Linked DNA regions of Homo sapiens: region 2 is linked to region 1. A link is a contact called in ENCODE Hi-C data. All regions are on one chromosome and are shown on one strand. Each heading gives the region's core, a stretch centred on a gene start or an enhancer-like site at or near the end of the contact. The rest is flanking DNA. Distances are from core to core; before and after follow the strand shown.

Evidence for each region. A loop is a pair of places that touch in the nucleus more often than their neighbours do. Pooled maps may share reads with other maps.
Region 2: a loop to region 1 is called in a map of B cell, with 6 times the contacts of the local background. The contact joins two enhancer-like sites. A Hi-C loop is called at or near these places in 1 of 168 maps with a recorded cell type or tissue (B cell), 2 of 37 single-sample maps with no recorded cell type and 5 of 50 pooled maps.

Annotation. Positions count from the first base shown.
Region 1 is chr2:157,467,630-157,470,540 of GRCh38, forward strand. The region is part of intron 3 of LOC105373712 (a long non-coding RNA gene); the gene reads right to left. Among named protein-coding and RNA genes, the nearest start is that of CYTIP, 25 kb to the left of the region's middle. RefSeq lists an enhancer at 1,512-1,731. Within about 2 kb of position 1,447, at least 8 of the 41 ENCODE cell types and tissues checked have a DNase peak (open chromatin) inside an H3K27ac peak, as active enhancers do; they include B cell, where a contact is called at or near this core.
Region 2 is chr2:159,877,737-159,880,883 of GRCh38, forward strand. LY75-CD302 (LY75-CD302 readthrough) reads right to left here. Exons shown (of 38, transcript NM_001198760.1): 9 at 1,523-1,633; 10 at 897-985; 11 at 588-757. LY75 (lymphocyte antigen 75) reads right to left here. Exons shown (of 35, transcript NM_002349.4): 9 at 1,523-1,633; 10 at 897-985; 11 at 588-757. Among named protein-coding and RNA genes, the nearest start is that of LY75, 25 kb to the right of the region's middle. Within about 2 kb of position 1,540, at least 3 of the 41 ENCODE cell types and tissues checked have a DNase peak (open chromatin) inside an H3K27ac peak, as active enhancers do; they include B cell, where a contact is called at or near this core.

The DNA of each region.
Region 1 (2,911 bases), core at 197-2,696:
GAGAGCTGACTTGGAAACTGAGTGTGACAGTAAGAAGGACATTACAGAAGAGAATACAGAGGAATAAGAAAGACAAAATAAGACATAACCGGATGAGTTCCAAAACAAATCCATGAGTATGACCTTCCACCCTGTCTCCACATCTCTCATATGCACAGCCTACTTTGCTATGCTTGCTCAGATGTGTTCTTCAACAGCAGACCTCAGCTGGTGTTACAGGCCTAGTTTCAACGTCAGAGGGCCAACATCAATGATACCAGTTGTTCAGGCCCTGCTCTGATGGGCGTCTGATGGGAACCCAGCCACCATACTCTGAGAAAGCCAAGCAGCTCCATGGAAAGACCACGTGAAGGTGTTCTAGCCGCAGGGTCACCTGTGGACTTAACTGAAAGCCAGCATCAAACACCACACATGTGAGCAACTGAGCCTTCATATGATTCCAGCCCTTAATCCCTGCACCACCCCAGCTGATCTTGAGTGTAGCAAAGATGAGGTTTTCCAGCAAAGACCTGTTCAAACTGCAGGTCTGTGGGCAAAATAAATGTTAATTTCAGCCACTAAGTGTTGGGATCATTTGTTACTTAACAGCAGATAACCAGAATGGTACACATAGTATGACTTCAGAATTTACAGTGAATTCAGGGAGACAAGCATGTTCACAGATGCGTCAACCATGTCAAGGTACGACACATGTACCTTAATTGATCCATACATAAAAATGAATGTGTATGCATATGCATATCTAGTTTAGGCATAGAAAATTTCTAATACATAAAATTAAAAATAGTTACCTCTGTGGAGTAGTCCTGGGTTGTTAGGGAAGGAAGACTTCTTTTTATTTGTCTCTTTGTATGTTCTAATCCTGGTTTTATACACGTACTTACTTCATAACTTCAAAAACAGTTTAAAGTTTCAAAATAATGGTAAAATAAGAGAAAAAAGGCTAAACAAGTCCTATAGGCACCCCATGAGTACTACACGTTAGATACCCCTTGAGAACAGTAGGCAACCAAGTTGTTGGGAAAAGCTGCATTTTATCTCTGTGTCTCAGTTTCACATCTATGTAAAAAACAGTGCCAACCTCATAGGATTTTTGTGGAAATTAAAGTTCTGTAGGACTACCTGACACAATAGTAAGCACTCAATAAAAATTAATAAAAATATCTAAGAAACCTGGAGCTGCTGAGCACTGGCATGGCATATGAACACAGGGCCCCAAGTGGCAAAATTTGACTGTTACTTTAAGGAGAAATACCTTTTGTTCTCCTTATATCAAAGAATAAAAAGGAGCCAGCATTTTAGATACAATGGCAAGGGAAGGTGTAATTTGGCTCTGTAACAATGTGATAACTTCTGCAAATGCCACATTGACTTACATTTTCCAAAACACAAAAGACCATGAAATTAAAACCTCCATCCCACTTCCCCATTCTGCTTCTCCTTCTTCAGGGTGTTCACTGGGCGTGACAAGTTGTCTGTGTATTACAGATGACTGTCATCCATAGGTGGCCGAGGAAATTGTGTTTACGATAGTTTGACATCTAATGTTTAGCTTCTCCCTGTATTTTAAGAAACTAGACATTATCTCAATTATGTAAAAGAATTACCAATTTTTTCACTTGTTTTCCTGTGTAGGTTTCGCATTCAAGTTATTTAGGGTGGGCTAAGTCACTTAAAAGATCGAGTGGGGTGATTCAGCCTTCTTCTCCCCCAAAGTGTTCCATGTTCTAAAAAGTTTGCAAAAACATGATCTAGTTCTAGAAGTATGAAGGGTTGGAGTAGTCTAAGGGATAGGGAGAAGTTGAAATTGCCCATGAGATTACGTGACAGAAGACCATAACCGTAAGTATTTTCATAATTGACAAGGAGTTATTTTAAGTTTTTTAGATTTCAGGGTAATGGTGTCATCATTCTGCTTGCAAAGTCAAATGAGTAATGATCAGTTCCTCTCTGATTCAGGGACTTCTGTTGCTGCTTCCTGTTTGGTTTAACTCACCCAAGTATCTTAGAAACATGAAATATTGTTTCAGCTTGGTAAGGATGTCTGGGCTTGATTTTTTTTTTTCTTACGAACCAGGTGTTTTACCCCATGCAAATTTCTGGCATTTCAGGAAAAAATTTTTGTTTTCTTTTCTTCAACTTGAGGATGATTTCACCTACTCAAAATATAAGAAAACTCTTTACCTCCACAATTTTTTAGAAGGAAAAACCTTCCAAAAAATAGAGAAATGCTGTGTGGTCAGGAATACTTTGTTGAATTTTATTAATTTAGCCACTTTAAATCCCTTTTGGCATAAACTCAGTGAGATTAAATAAACCAAGAGAGTGACTAAATAACAAAACCTCTCTGATTCCATCACTGTGCAGTGAATATGAACAAATGTGTATGTGAATTTTAATGAATATGAAGAGTGGGCTATACAAATTACATACTTGAAGTTCTTAGTGATACGTTAAATTGAATTGTATAAGGGCATGAAGAGTTCCTAATTAACTCTATATGAAGTTCTTGAAAGAGGAAAAAAATCACCTACAAGAATTCTGTGACAACCGTTATCCAGGACTTTTAAACGCTGGTTTAAATCACCAGCAAACAAGCTGTACATAGGATTTACATAGTCAACTCATGTTGATAAAACATAGTCAGCTCCAGGTCTTCCAGACCATTTCCCCCTCATTTTGGAAAAGGAAACCATCTTCAGATAACAAGCCAAGGACTCTTGTTGATATCTTGTAAGCACCCTTTTATCACAAGTAATTAGCACACAGACTGCTTCAACAGAAAAGGCACTGAGGTTCACATTACTTCAAAACAACAAGAAATACAGCCCCATTAGCCCATAGTCTGGGGCTAACCACAGCTTCTATTCTTAGCCTCCCAGGGTCCATCTCTTACTCCACCACTGAAACC
Region 2 (3,147 bases), core at 290-2,789, 2.4 Mb after region 1:
CATGCACCTGTAATCCCAGCTACTTGGGAGGCTGAGGCAGAAGAATCACTTGAACCTGGGAGGCAGAGGTTGCAGTGAGCCGAGATCACACCACTGCATTCCAGCCTGGGCAACAGAGTGAGACCCCATCTCAAAACAAAAACAAAAACAAAAACAAAATAAATAATACAAGATAGCCTCCATAATTCTTACCCATTGAGAATAATGGAAGAAAACACATTCAGTTTTGAAAATAGGTTAAGAAGCAGAGAGATGAAAATGTAAAGAGCCTCACACGGGAGCTTCTAGATTCTATTTGAGATTTACATGGAAAAGATTTTAAAAACTCACACTGGTGCTTCTAGCTCTGAGCCATTAGATGGTGGTTTGGGAGAACTAAGTTTTTGAATTTCTTTCATTGGATTATTCCCAAGGACATAATAGGGAAGACATAGCCACTGCTTCTATTTATGGTTCCATAGATAGACTCCAATCCTGAAGATCATCATGTCCCTCACATTTCAAAAGTAAGTGAGGAACATCTTTGGGAGGAGTGCTGCCTTTCACTAGTCACAGTATACTACTACTTCAAAGATTAAGACACTCACCTGGCTCAAGAAAATTCCAGTTGGAAAAGGTTACAGCCCGCCTTCTTCCACCAACAGTTGCCCAGTTATACTCTCCACAAGAATCTACATCTCTCAGGCCAGTCCAGAAGTATTTTCTTAGAGATTTATCATACTTTTTCATCAAATCATTTAGGTATTCTTGCTCAAATCTACAAAAGGAGAATCAAATTGGCAAGTGTTTCACAATGATTGACTCTATTTGAAGATGCACCTTTTACTTAGGAAGACTGTTTGGCAAAAGAATTCAGAGTTGAAAGTTTATGAGTACAAGTTTACTGATGGTCACACCTGCTAGTGATAGTCAGATTGCAGTTTGTTCCAAAAGGGACCTCATCCTCATAAATCTTGTAACAGGTTTCTCCATGTCTCTTCCAGCCCTAAGTCAGAGGAAAAATATTGTCAAACTCTTTTCCAGACTTGATGGTGTCCCGTCTGGCAAGCATGTTTCTGCTACATTGATAACGTCTTAGAACTTGTGGAAATTGAGGACATGGCTATTGAAATCATACATGTGATGAGGGTGGGATGCAATTTCACAGATAACCTCCACAAGACTGTGGGCCTGTGTCAGACAAAAAGTATGGGTTACTTCTCATATGGGTGGCTGGCTCATCATAAGAGTATAATATTCACTGGATGAATTATTTTTGAATATTGATATTAGTGGGGGAAGTAAAGACATCAGCCTTGAGGATAGTAATTCTACAAATATTTATAGAAATTTTCAAGTTTCTGCTTCTGTAAGAAGGCCAATATGCTATGACTCACTGCCTTCTGGCTTGTTCTAACTTAAATGAACAGAAGCTAGTAGTTTCCTCTATTTTATAAGTCTGAGTTATTTAAGTCTCAGCTACCATTTCTAACCAAGAAGTTGTAATACTGCTTGAGAAAATTTACATAGGGATTTTACCTACCTCATCTGGAGGACACATCTTATCAGAACTTGCGTCATTCAGTTTTTCTCCCTTTCTCTTGCATACATATTTTAGTTTCTCCTCACATGATTGGACTTTCCACTGACCTAGCTTTGAAAGGAGACAAAAACATTTGCTTGGAAAGGAAATTATTTACCGCATATTCAGAACTGAACTCACAAAAACTATGACAGAGACAGAGAGAGAGAAATGAATATAAGTGAATTATCAAATGTGAGAACACACTCCTAGAAAATGCTACTCAACAGGCCTGCAAAGTGATGGCTCACAGCCAGTTACCTCAGCATCACCTCCAGGTCACAGTGTGGATAAATTTCATTTTCTTATAAGAGTAGCAATAAAACCATCAAAGCACACTTAGTATAAAAGTTGAAGAGAGAAGAACTCAGCCCACAGTTCCAGCATTCTAGTCTTCTAGACTAGAATGGCATAGCCAAAGTTTGAAACTTTTAGGTACATCATCAACCTCCCTTTCTCGGTTTCCTCACGTGTAAAATGATGATGGTGGCTAAAATAGCTATTCTCCATGAATTCTAGGTCAAAAGTTTCTTTCAACTCTACTTCAATCTGGACTTCAAAATTCTCTCTTTCATATATGCTACTTAACATTAATTTGCTTAATTGACTACGTCACTTTGCTTTGTTTGAATTAAATTCTAATAAGTCGATTGTGATAAGGGTCAGTTTTGAACATTGGAATGCTGTCTAGGTATGCCATCAATTCACTCTTGCCCATGGGAACACTTTTCCATTTCTGATGTTCTTCTAAAGACATGTTGGATGTCCTTTTAAATAGAGCATCAAATGTGACACCTTTCTAAACTTCTTTTAAATACACATAATATTTATTGCTTCCACTTAAGTCTCTTTAGATGTCTGAGTGACACAGTCACTTTCATAACCAATTAGGGGTCCACAGGAAAGTGATACAAACAAAACGTAGAGGTACATATATCTTTTCTGCTCAAGACACAGCCTATTTTGGATTATTAAGTAAAAGATGTTCAAAAAATGTTTAAGCATTCTATAGGAGTAAGGTGGTTTCTGAAAAATGTTAGGCCTAGTTTTTAAATAAAACCATTTTTTTACTTCTCAAAGTAGTATCGATATAAAACAATCTGAACATGAATTTGGAAGATGGGATTTTTCAGGTTAAATTGTGGCTATCTGCCGAATATCACACTGATGGCAGAAAGGTGGGTGCAGGCCCTGGTCCTGAGAGAAAGCAGGTTGCTAGAATCAGTCAGCACAAGAATGTGAGTTCTAAAGGGATTCTCTGTATCTGTTTGAGACCAGAAAAGATGCTCTCAGATAGGATATGGGTTGCTTATTTAGTAATTGCTTTTATTTACCTTTTTAAAGTAGCTACCAGAAAGACAGTCTAGACTTTAGATTATTTGTTGCCAACCTTTGACACCAGGGACCAGTTTTGTGGAAGACAATTTTTTCCACAGAGGGTGGGGAAGAGGATAGTTTTGGGATGAAACTGTTCCACAAGGAAGTGCAACCTAGATCCCTTGCATGTGCAGTTCATAATAGGGTTCACCCTCCTAGGAGAATCTAATGCTGCTGCCAATCTGACAGGAGGCGGAGTTCAGGCAGTA